2 separate regions of the Homo sapiens genome follow, and region 1 is linked to region 2. The links are chromatin contacts, found by Hi-C or POLR2A ChIA-PET in ENCODE. All regions are on one chromosome and are shown on one strand. Each heading gives the region's core, a stretch centred on a gene start or an enhancer-like site at or near the end of the contact. The rest is flanking DNA. Distances are from core to core; before and after follow the strand shown. Region 1 overlaps TBCD (tubulin folding cofactor D). Region 2 holds the start of TEX19 (testis expressed 19).

Evidence for each region. A loop is a pair of places that touch in the nucleus more often than their neighbours do. ChIA-PET counts read pairs that join two places held with the same protein, here RNA polymerase II (POLR2A). Pooled maps may share reads with other maps.
Region 1: a map of posterior vena cava shows a loop between it and region 2 (2.9-fold over the local background). The contact joins the enhancer-like site here to the promoter of TEX19 in region 2. A Hi-C loop is called at or near these places in 56 of 168 maps with a recorded cell type or tissue (B cell, CD14-positive monocyte, CD4-positive, alpha-beta T cell and 35 more), 8 of 37 single-sample maps with no recorded cell type and 37 of 50 pooled maps. POLR2A ChIA-PET finds 5 or more read pairs at or near these places in 2 of 52 experiments (B cell and PC-3).

Annotation. Positions count from the first base shown.
Region 1 is chr17:82,784,407-82,789,515 of GRCh38, forward strand. All of the region lies in intron 7 of TBCD (tubulin folding cofactor D), which reads left to right. Among named protein-coding and RNA genes, the nearest start is that of TBCD, 35 kb to the left of the region's middle. RefSeq lists an enhancer at 3,107-3,156. Within about 2 kb of position 3,170, at least 6 of the 41 ENCODE cell types and tissues checked have a DNase peak (open chromatin) inside an H3K27ac peak, as active enhancers do; they include mammary epithelial cell, prostate gland and psoas muscle, where a contact is called at or near this core.
Region 2 is chr17:82,357,623-82,362,774 of GRCh38, forward strand. TEX19 (testis expressed 19) reads left to right here and starts at 1,625. Exons shown (of 2, transcript NM_207459.4): 1 at 1,625-1,663; 2 at 4,258-5,152. The coding sequence starts at 4,529. The coding sequence ends at 5,023. RefSeq lists a silencer at 2,811-3,105.

The sequences.
Region 1 (5,109 bases), core at 1,920-4,419, 430 kb after region 2:
TCATTGCTATCGTGGAGGTCAGGGCAGGCTGAGGCTGGCCTTGAAGGGTACGGGGGTGGAGGGGTAGGGCAGGGAGGACTCAGGTCTCGGACGTACCCACTGTGCCATTGGTCCATGGATCCTCAGGGAATGTGCGTTTTATGTTTTAGGCAATTCTGGTAAAGGTGGTGGATTTAGTTGCAATTGGATTCTTCATTTTTTGCCTTGGGTCTCACTGAGGAAACATGAAGAAGGGGTAGATGGCAGTGGCCAGGGTGGGGGTCCTGGGAATTCTGGTAGCTTCACCTTAATGTTTGTGATGCTGGGTGTACAGACAGCCTCCCACATGACCAAGGACACGCTCTTAGGTCCCTAAGACCCCAGAAGAATGGGCCGCTACTGCCAAGAAGTATGACATGCGTGTGGAAGACCATGAGCCTTACCCGGCTGGTGGCATGGGGTGTGGCAACTGCCGCAGCTCCCCGAACCATTGCAGTGGGAAAGGGGTACGTGCTGTGACTAAGACCACTGGACCCGACCCATCGCAGCGACAGGGGGTCCATGCTGTGTGACTGAGACCACTGGACCCCACCCATCGCAGCGGGAGGGGGGTCCATGCTGTGTGACTGGGACCACTGGATCCCACCCATCGCAGCGACAGGGGGTCCATGCTGTGTGACTGAGACCACTGGACCCCACCCATCGCAGCGGGAGGGGGGTCCATGCTGTGTGACTGGGACCACTGGACCCCACCCATCGCAGCGGGAGGGGGGTCCATGCTGTGTGACTGGGACCACTGGATCCCACCCATCGCAGCGACAGGGGGTCCATGCTGTGTGACTGAGACCACTGGATCCCACCCATCGCAGCGGGAGGGGGGTCCATGCTGTGTGACTGGGACCACTGGACCCGACCCATCGCAGCGGGAGGGGGGTCCATGCTGTGTGACTGGGACCACTGGATCCCACCCATCGCAGCGGGAGGGGGGTCCATGCTGTGTGACTGGGACCACTGGACCCGACCCATCGCAGCGGGAGGGGGGTCCATGCTGTGTGACTGGGACCACTGGACCCGACCCATCGCAGCGGGAGGGGGGTCCATGCTGTGTGACTGGGACCACTGGATCCCACCCATCGCAGCGGGAGGGGCGTCCATGCTGTGTGACTGGGACCACTGGACCCGACCCATCGCAGCGGGAGGGGGGTCCATGCTGTGTGACTGGGACCACTGGACCCGACCCATCGCAGCGGGAGGGGGGTCCATGCTGTGTGACTGGGACCACTGGATCCCACCCATCGCAGCGGGAGGGGGGTCCATGATGTGTGACTGGGACCACTGGATCCCGTCCATCGCAGCGGGAGGGGGGTCCATGCTGTGTGACTGGGACCACTGGATCCCGCCCATCGCAGCGGGAGGGGGGTCCATGCTGTGTGACTGGGACCACTGGACCCGACCCATCGCAGCGGGAGGGGGGTCCATGCTGTGTGACTGGGACCACTGGACCCGACCCATCGCAGTGGGAGGGGGTCCATGCTGTGACTGGGACCACCTGGCCTGAGGTTGGACTGGTGAAATGACAATGTTGGCACCTACATGTGTGTCAGGATCCATGTGGATATGTCCCGCACACCTGCTTCTTGGAATATTGTGTAAGCAGCTCTTCAGCTTCACGGCCTTCATGATCGTGTTCTGGGTGGGGAAGAATTAACCAGCCTACCAGCCCGTGGGGCCAAAGCAGTGTCCTTATAATCATCTGCACCTGGAACCAGGTGGCGATCCCACCGTAGAACCTGTGGCTCACAGGATCTGAGGTGGCTTCGAGGGCTTCTCTGCCCTCTAGGATTCCCTCATCCTTAGAAATTTAACCTTAATGAAATCCCTAATAAAACTCAGTGCTGTGGGGGAAAAACATCTCAGGTCAGGGGAGCAAATGGGAGGTCTAACAGGATGTGACCAGAGCTGGTTGTCTCCAATGGCTCTGCCCCGAGTGTGGTGCCTCTGCAGGGGAGGCCGTTAGCCCTGCCCCGAGTGTGGGTGCTGCTTTGGGAGGGGAGGCAAATTTGATCTCTGTCCGGTCTCTTAACGGGCTTCTAGGGGTCTCCTGCAGCTCTCGTCAGCCTGGCCTGGGAGCCTCCCCTCCTCTGCCGTCCCCACCCCATGCTGTTGGGTCAGCAGGATATCCCAGCCTTGGGGCTGGAGCCAGCTGTGGCTGCCCAGGGACTTGCAGGCAGGTGAGGCGTGCCACCTTCTGGCCAGGCTGGCTGTGGGAGAGGCAGCCTCCTGGTGAGGGGCTGTGGGCCACTGCGTTCAGGCTGCCTTGGAGGGCTCCACGGTGTCCCCTGGGTGCAGGGCTCCGAGTCCTTCTCGGCTTGGGAGGGTCTTGTGGCCACATGTGTCTAGTTCTGCAGTTTCTTTGTTGTGGGTTCGGTTCTTTACTTTTTTTTTTTTTTTTTTTGATGATCTTGTTGGTTTTCTCTAGATTGTTCCCAAGTTTTCTGTTCTTCCATCCCAAGTGGGAGACACGTGTTGCACAGCCTGCATTTGGAATACCCAGAGGGTGGGTGGGCGGGACGGCTCGCTGCCCCATTCCCCTCCTAGCTGCTGGGACAGGTGGGAATTCCTGTAGCAAAGTCAAACCAGCCAGGAGTGGGGAAGTGCTTTTTATTTTGACATCTCCAAGTTCCACGTTGAGGTGGAGAGACATTCGTTTTTCCCCTTCCTCCCGAGGTGTAAAACGGTCTTCTCAAAGGCTTAGGAGAGCCGAGCCCTGTGCCACCCCCCGGCATATGCTGGCAAAGAGTGAGGCGTGCTGTCCTGCCGTTTAGGGCAGAGCACCCAGGCGGTTTGGCAGCAGCACCTCAGAACTATTCAGAGATTTGCCCTCAGCAAGAGTGAGCAATTGTCTGACGCAGCCGGCTGAAATCCCTGGGAAGGGAATGAATGAAACTGCCGTGAAGCAACGCCTGGCGGGGCCGGGCTTCTGGCAGCTCCTGGGGCCAGCACGTCCCTTCCAGAGCGTCTGAAGCCCTGGGCGGCTGCTGGAGCATCTCGAGTCTTTCCAGAGTCATGTGTGTTGTTTCCTTCTGTCTCTTGGAAGGGTCCGTTTGGTCTGATCCAGGTTGCCTCAGCAGGAGGAAGTCGTGCTGGGTGCTGAGCGGGTGGGAGGTTTCACCTTGGGCTTGGCAGAGCTGCAGGCAGAGGCCGGGCGCCTGCTGTACATGATGAAACTTGCAGGTGGATTCTGCTTAGGGTTTCATCTGTTTCCTTTGATGCACTTGGCTTCATTGTCATCCACCTGTTCATTACTGTGGGCGAAACAGGTGAACTCTCAACAAGTACCATCGAAACCAGGATTTGATCTTCATTTCCCTCGAAGCGTAGTTCCCTTGCAGTGAGGGTTTTTAACTCCTGTGGGAGGGAAGCAAGTGTTTGGCAATGTAATTTCCCTGGAAGGCCCCTGTACTTCAGCTTTAAAAACACGCTTTGGTTTAGTCCCAATTTAAGCATTAAGATTAATGCAAATTGAGGAAATTCAAGGAAGGAGAAAAACACATTAAAAATGGAAAATGGGCTGGGCACAGTGGCTCATGCCGGTAATCCCAGCGCTTTGGGAGGCCGAGGCAGGTGGATCACTTGAGGCCAGGAGTTTGATACCAGCCTGGCCAACATGGTGAAACCCTGTCTCTACTAAAAATACAAAAAATTAGTTGGGCATGGTGGTGCGCGCCTGTAATCCCAGCTACTTGGGAGGCTGAGGCAGGAAAATCGCTTGAACCCGGGAGGTGGAGGTTGCAGTGAGCCGACATGGCGCCACTGCATTCCAGCCTGGGCAACAGAGCAAGACTCCATCTAAAAAAAAATTTACAAAAAGGAAAATGGCTGTCATTTCATGTGTGACTCTGCTTGCTGATTGATAGTTGTGCTCTCTTGGTTTCTAGTGCTCTGATTGGAAGATTGTCGACTGTGTGGAGTGGGTTTCTCCCTGTGTGTTCTCACAATGGCTGGGAGGCGGCGGCGGGGCTGGGGGACTCGGACTGCGAGACGGGGCTGTTGACTATGAAAGTGGTAATAGGATGCTCTTCCCCTTATCGGCTGTTAGGCTCGAGTCTCCCCTTTGCAGTGCGGTTTCTTTTTATTTTTATCATTGACAAAAGCACAACTCTTGTTAAAGGATAAAATAGTCACACACAACAGCATTAAAAACCAAGAAAGCCAAAGAACGCTGGCACTGTCAGCCTCACTCCCAGCTCCCGCTCGGCCCTTGTGAAGAGAGGTGCTGAAGCCACTCTGCTTTTTTATAGTTAATAAAAGCAGCCAGGTCCCCAAGTAGGAGTGGTTGTGGCCAAGAGTGTGTGGGCCGGGAACCAGGGCTTGAGCTGCTGTGAGCTGTGCCCAGGCCCTTTGCTGACTCCGTCTCTCCTGTGACCTGAGGCCAGGGTGAGCACCAGCGCCCGCCCCACCTGGGAGGGAAGCAGCAGACCTCTCACCGCAGAGGCTGGTGTGAGGCTAATTAGCACAGTCAGTCTTTGAAGATGAAAGAAGACAGCTGATTATCTAAAACATTTCACATTTAGGCTTTGATTTCTCTTCAGATTTGGGGAACAGCACCCTACTGTTTCATTTAGGGTTCAGTGTGGCCAGAGGAAGATGACCCACGTGGTCCTTTTTAGTTGTAGTGCTCTCTTGGGGCAAGGTTTTGGATGGAGAAAATAGGACAAGAGCAGTTTGAATGTGGGTACTTTCCAGAGATCATGCTCCTGTAGCATTTGGGTGAAACGAGGTACCCCAGGCCACGCTGGTTCGGTCTCCTCGTGGCGTTAAGGAAAGACCTGGAGCAGCCAGCTCCTAACACTCATTTCCCATCACTCAGCATTTTATGTGGGGCGGGCACAGTGCCGTGAGTCTTACAGAAACCTGCATGGTGAGCCGCACGCCTTTGAGTCCCCATCAGCCCTGGCCCATCCCTGCTGAGGTGGCGCGACCTGCTCACAGACGTGTGCTCACAGGCAGCCCGTCGCGGGGTCATGTGCTAGACGGGGAGGGGGCTTGGCGGGTCACCAGCCTCACCCCGCTCAGTTCTTAGATGAGGAAGAGACAGGCAGAGAGCTGGGCTGGGCTGCTGCTGAGTGG
Region 2 (5,152 bases), core at 375-2,874:
GCCCTAACCTGGTGGGGGTGGCAGGCAGCCCCAGGTGTGTGGATGACCTGAGCCAGGCACAGACAGCTGCCAGGTGGGGAGGAGCAGAGGTCATGGGGATGTAGGGAAAGGGTTTGGGGGTTCCTCCCACAGGGCCACTGTGTGAGACAATTTGTCACTTTCTTACAAAACTAAACACACTCTGACCACAGCATCCAGCAATCTCACTCCTTAGAGTTTACCAAAATGAGTTGAGAACTTATGTCTACAGACACCTGCACATGAATATTTGTAGTAGCTTTATTCATAATTGCCCAAACCTGGGAGCAACCAAGATGTCTTTCCATAGGTGAATGGATAAATAAACCATGGTACATCCAGACAATGGAATACCATTCAGTGTTAAAAAATAAGTGAGCTGGCCATGCAAGGTGGCTCACGTCTGTAATCCCAGCACTGTGGGAGGCAGAGGCAGGCGGATCACTTGAGCCCAAGTGTTTGATACCAGTGTGGGCAACATGGTGAGGCCCTGTCTCACAAAAAATACAAAACTTATCGGGGTGTGCACCAGCACCTGTAGTCCCAGCTATTTGGGAGGCTGAGGTGAGAAAATCACAGGAGCCCAGGAGGTTGAGGCTGTAGTAGCTGTGATTTCACCAGTGCATTCCAGCCTGGGTGACAGAGCAAGACTCTGTCTCAAAAAAAAAAAAAAAAAAAAAAAGAAGTGAACTATCAAACCACAAAAGACATGGAAGAACCAAAGTGCGTATTACTAAAAAAGAAGTTGAAAAGGCTACATAATGTATGAGTCCAGCTCTGTGACATTTTGGAAAAGGCAAAATTAAGGAGACAGTCAAAAGATTCCTGGTTGCCAGGGGCTGGGAGAGGGAGTGATGAAAATGCAGAACACAGATGAATCGGGGCGGAGAAACCCGTCTGTACAATATTAGAGTGGTGGGTCTGCATGATTATACATGTGTCCAAACCTGCAGAATGCACAGCACCGGAGGAAAGCATAATGGAAACTGCAGAGGGCGATGATGATAATAACAACGTGTAACAAATGGCTGGGACGGGAGGACTGGGGAAGGCTGTGCACCTGCAGGAGCAGGGGAGCGGTGGGAGAGCTCCATGCTTTTGGCTCAATTTTGCTATGAACCTAAAACTGCTGTAAAAAATAGAGTCTACTGAAAAAACAAGTGTTAATTTATAAGCGTCTTGTTTAAAGAGCGAAGAGATGAACCACAAAGGGGAAAATGTGTTTAAACAATAACTAATTGACAATTGGCTGGTTCTTAAAATTCAGAGAACTTTAAGACAGAGACAGCAAAGCAGGGATCACGTTTTACAAACGCGGCAGGACCAGGACGTCGTGCCCACGACGGGCCAGCAACCACAGGCTGGATGCTCACCCTGTGCCAGCCTGCAGACGGAGAGCACCCACCCCAATCTCCAGCCCCCAGAGGAGCTGCCTCTCCAGGGCCTTCCTGCAGGTGCCCAGGGGCTGCACATGGCCCTCCTTGGAGGGAGCTGGTGACTCAGCACTTTCATTTCCTGGAAACTGAGGCTCATGGGAGATATGCAGATGAGCCCAGAGCACCATGGGAAATGGCCCTTTATATACCCAAATGGGCTCTGCCTCCTCCTTTCCCTGGGTGCCCACATGAACAGAGACACCAGGATGGTGAGATCTCCCGAGGAGGGGTCTCTGAGGAGGGGTCTCGGAGACACGGCCTGGTGCTGGGTGAGGGGTTGGGAGGCTGAAGCGGGGCCAGGATTCCTCAGGTTCCCTCAGTTTCCCTCAAATTTCCCTCAGTTTCCCTCAGGTTCCCTAAGGTTCTCCAAGTTCCCTCAAATTTCCCTCAGTTTCCCTCAGGTTCCCTCAGTTTCCCTCAAGTTTCCCTCAGTTTCCCTCAGGTTCCCTCAGTTTCCCTCAGGTTCCCTCAGTTTCCCTCAAGTTTCCCTCAGTTTCCCTCAGGTTCCCTCAGTTTCCCTCAAGTTTCCCTCAGGTTCCCCCAGTTTCCCTCAAGTTTCCCTCAGCTTCCCTCAGGTTCCCCCAGTTTCCCTCAGGTTCCCTCAGTTTCCCTCAAGTTTCCCTCAGTTTCCCCCAGTTTCCCTCAAATTTCCCTCAGTTTCCCTCAGGTTCCCTCAGTTTCCCCCAGCTTCCCTCAGGTTCCCTCAGTTTCCCTCAAGTTCCCCTCAGTTTCCCCCAGTTTCCCTCAGGTTCCCCCAGTTTCCCTCAAGTTCCCCTCAGGTTCCCCCAGTTTCCCTCAAGTTTCCCTCGGGTTCCCCCAGTTTCCCTCAGGTTCCCCCAGTTTCCCTCAGTTTCCCTCAAGTTTCCCTCAGGTTCCCCCAGTTTCCCTCAGGTTCCCTCAGTTTCCCTCAAGTTTCCCTCAGGTTCCCCCAGTTTCCCTCAGGTTCCCTCAGGTTCCCCCAGTTTCCCCCAGGTTCCCCCAGTTTCCCCCAGTTTCCCTCAAGTTTCCCTCAGGTTCCCCCAGTTTCCCTCAGGTTCCCTCAGTTTCCCTCAAGTTTCCCTCAGGTTCCCCCAGTTTCCCTCAGGTTCCCTCAGTTTCCCTCAGGTTCCCCCAGTTTCCCCCAGGTTCCCCCAGTTTCCCCCAGTTTCCCTCAAGTTTCCCTCAGGTTCCCCCAGTTTCCCTCAGGTTCCCTCAGGTTCCCCCAGTTTCCCCCAGTTTCCCTCAGGTTCCCCCAGTTTCCCTCAGGTTCCCTCAGTTTCCCTCAGGTTCCCCCAGTTTCCCTCAGTTTCCCCCAGTTTCCCTCAAGTTTCCCTCAGGTTCCCCCAGTTTCCCTCAGGTTCCCTCAGTTTCCCTCAGGTTCCCCCAGTTTCCCTCAGGTTCCCTCAAGTTTCCCTCAGGTTCCCCCAGTTTCCCTCAGGTTCCCTCAGGTTCCCTCAGTTTCCCTCAGGTTCCCCCAGTTTCCCTCAGTTTCCCCCAGTTTCCCTCAAGTTTCCCTCAGGTTCCCCCAGTTTCCCTCAGGTTCCCCCAGTTTCCCTCAGGTTCCCTCAGTTTCCCTCAGGTTCCCCCAGTTTCCCTCAGGTTCCCTCGGGTTCCCTCAAGTTTCCCTCAGGTTCCCCCAGTTTCCCTCAGGTTCCCTCAGTTTCCCTCAAGTTTCCCTCAGGTTCCCCCAGTTTCCCTCAGGTTCCCCCAGTTTCCCTCAAGTTTCCCTCAGGTTCCCCCAGTTTCCCTCAGGTTCCCCCAGTTTCCCTCAGGTTCCCTCAGTTTCCCCCAGTTTCCCTCAGGTTCCCCCAGTTTCCCTCAGGTTCCCTCAGTTTCCCCCAGTTTCCCTCAAGTTTCCCTCAGGTTCCCCCAGTTTCCCTCAGGTTCCCTCAGTTTCCCTCAGGTTCCCCCAGTTTCCCTCAGGTTCCCTCAGTTTTCCCCAGTTTCCCTCAGGTTCCCTCAGTTTCCCTCAGGTTCCCTCAGTTTCCCCCAGTTTCCCTCAGGTTCCCCCAGTTTCCCTCAGTTTCCCTCAGGTTTCCTCAAGTTGCCTCAGTTTCCTTCAGGTTCCCTCAATTTCCATCAGGTCCCCTCAGGCTCTGCCAGTTTCCCTCAGGTTCCCCCAGTTTCCCTCAGGTTCCCTCAGTTTCCCCCAGTTTCCCTCAGGTTCCCCCAGTTTCCCCCAGTTTCCCTCAAGTTTCCCTCAGGTTCCCCCAGTTTCCCTCAGTTTCCCCCAGTTTCCCTCAGGTTCCCCCAGTTTCCCTCAGTTTCCCTTAGGTTTCCTCAAGTTGCCTCAGTTTCCTTCAGGTTCCCTCAATTTCCATCAGGTCCCCTCAGGCTCTGCCAGTTTCCCTCAGGTTCCCCCAGTTTCCCTCAGGTTCCCTCAGTTTCCCCCAGTTTCCCTCAGGTTCCCTCAGTTTCCCCCAGTTTCTCTCAGGTTCCCCCAGTTTCCCTCAGTTTCCCCCAGTTTCCCTCAGGTTCCCCCAGTTTCCCTCAGGTTCCCTCAGGTTCCCCCAGTTTCCTTCAGGTTCCCTCAATTTCCATCAGGTCCCCTCAGGCTCTGCCAGTTTCCCTCATGTTCCCCCAGGTTCTGTCAGGTGAAGCTGATGGGCTGTTGGGGTCCCTGAGGTGTAGGGGGTGGCTGATGAGCCCGGGGAGGTCGGATGGAGGAACTGAAGGCCTCCCAGCCCCGGTGCTGTTCAAACTGAGCAGGGTCCCCACTAAAGGGCCAGTCTGAACCCCAACATCCCTGCCCCTGCTGGTCCCCACAGTTTGCCCCCACCCTGCCTGCTGGGGGTGCCTAACCTCCCTTCCTTTGCCTTTCCAGCTCTCCTGAGACCACAGCAACTGCAGAAGCTGAAGACATTTCCAGAAGTTCAAGCTTCCACCCTCTGCAGGTCCCCACTGAGCTGGGACCCAGGTCATCCACCCCACCCCAAATCCCTGGATAGGAAACCCCTTTCTCCTCCTGCTCCTTGTCCCCTTCATCCCTGCCGCCCAGCATCCTACTGGCCTCAGCACCTGTGGCCAGACCGTCCAAGATCCTCTGAAGGCCCAGCTCTTGCTGTCCACCCCGGCAGTAGGCAGGCAGCCTGGCCATGTGCCCTCCGGTCAGCATGCGGTATGAGGAAGAGGGCATGTCCTACCTCTACGCCTCCTGGATGTATCAGCTTCAACATGGAGATCAGCTAAGCATTTGCTTCACCTGCTTCAAGGCTGCCTTTCTAGACTTTAAAGACTTGCTGGAGTCAGAGGACTGGGAAGAAGACAACTGGGACCCTGAGCTGATGGAGCACACTGAGGCAGAGTCAGAGCAGGAGGGGTCCTCAGGGATGGAGCTGAGCTGGGGGCAGAGCCCAGGACAGCCTGTGCAGGGGGGCTCTGAGGCATGGGGGCCAGGGACCCTGGCAGCAGCCCCAGAAGGGTTGGAAGATGCAGGTCTGGACCCCCACTTTGTCCCCACTGAACTATGGCCTCAGGAGGCTGTGCCCCTGGGCCTGGGCCTTGAGGATGCTGACTGGACCCAGGGTCTTCCCTGGAGATTTGAGGAGCTTCTTACCTGCTCACACTGGCCAAGCTTCTTTCCTTCATAGCAGGGGTTTCTCAAAGTGGACCTGCCCCCAGGGGAGCCCGTGGTGTTGAAGCTGGGCATTACCTGGGCAGTGGACCCTGCCGAGGCTGAGGCCTAGTTACTGGCCCTGCAGCTTGTCTCCATGGTGGGC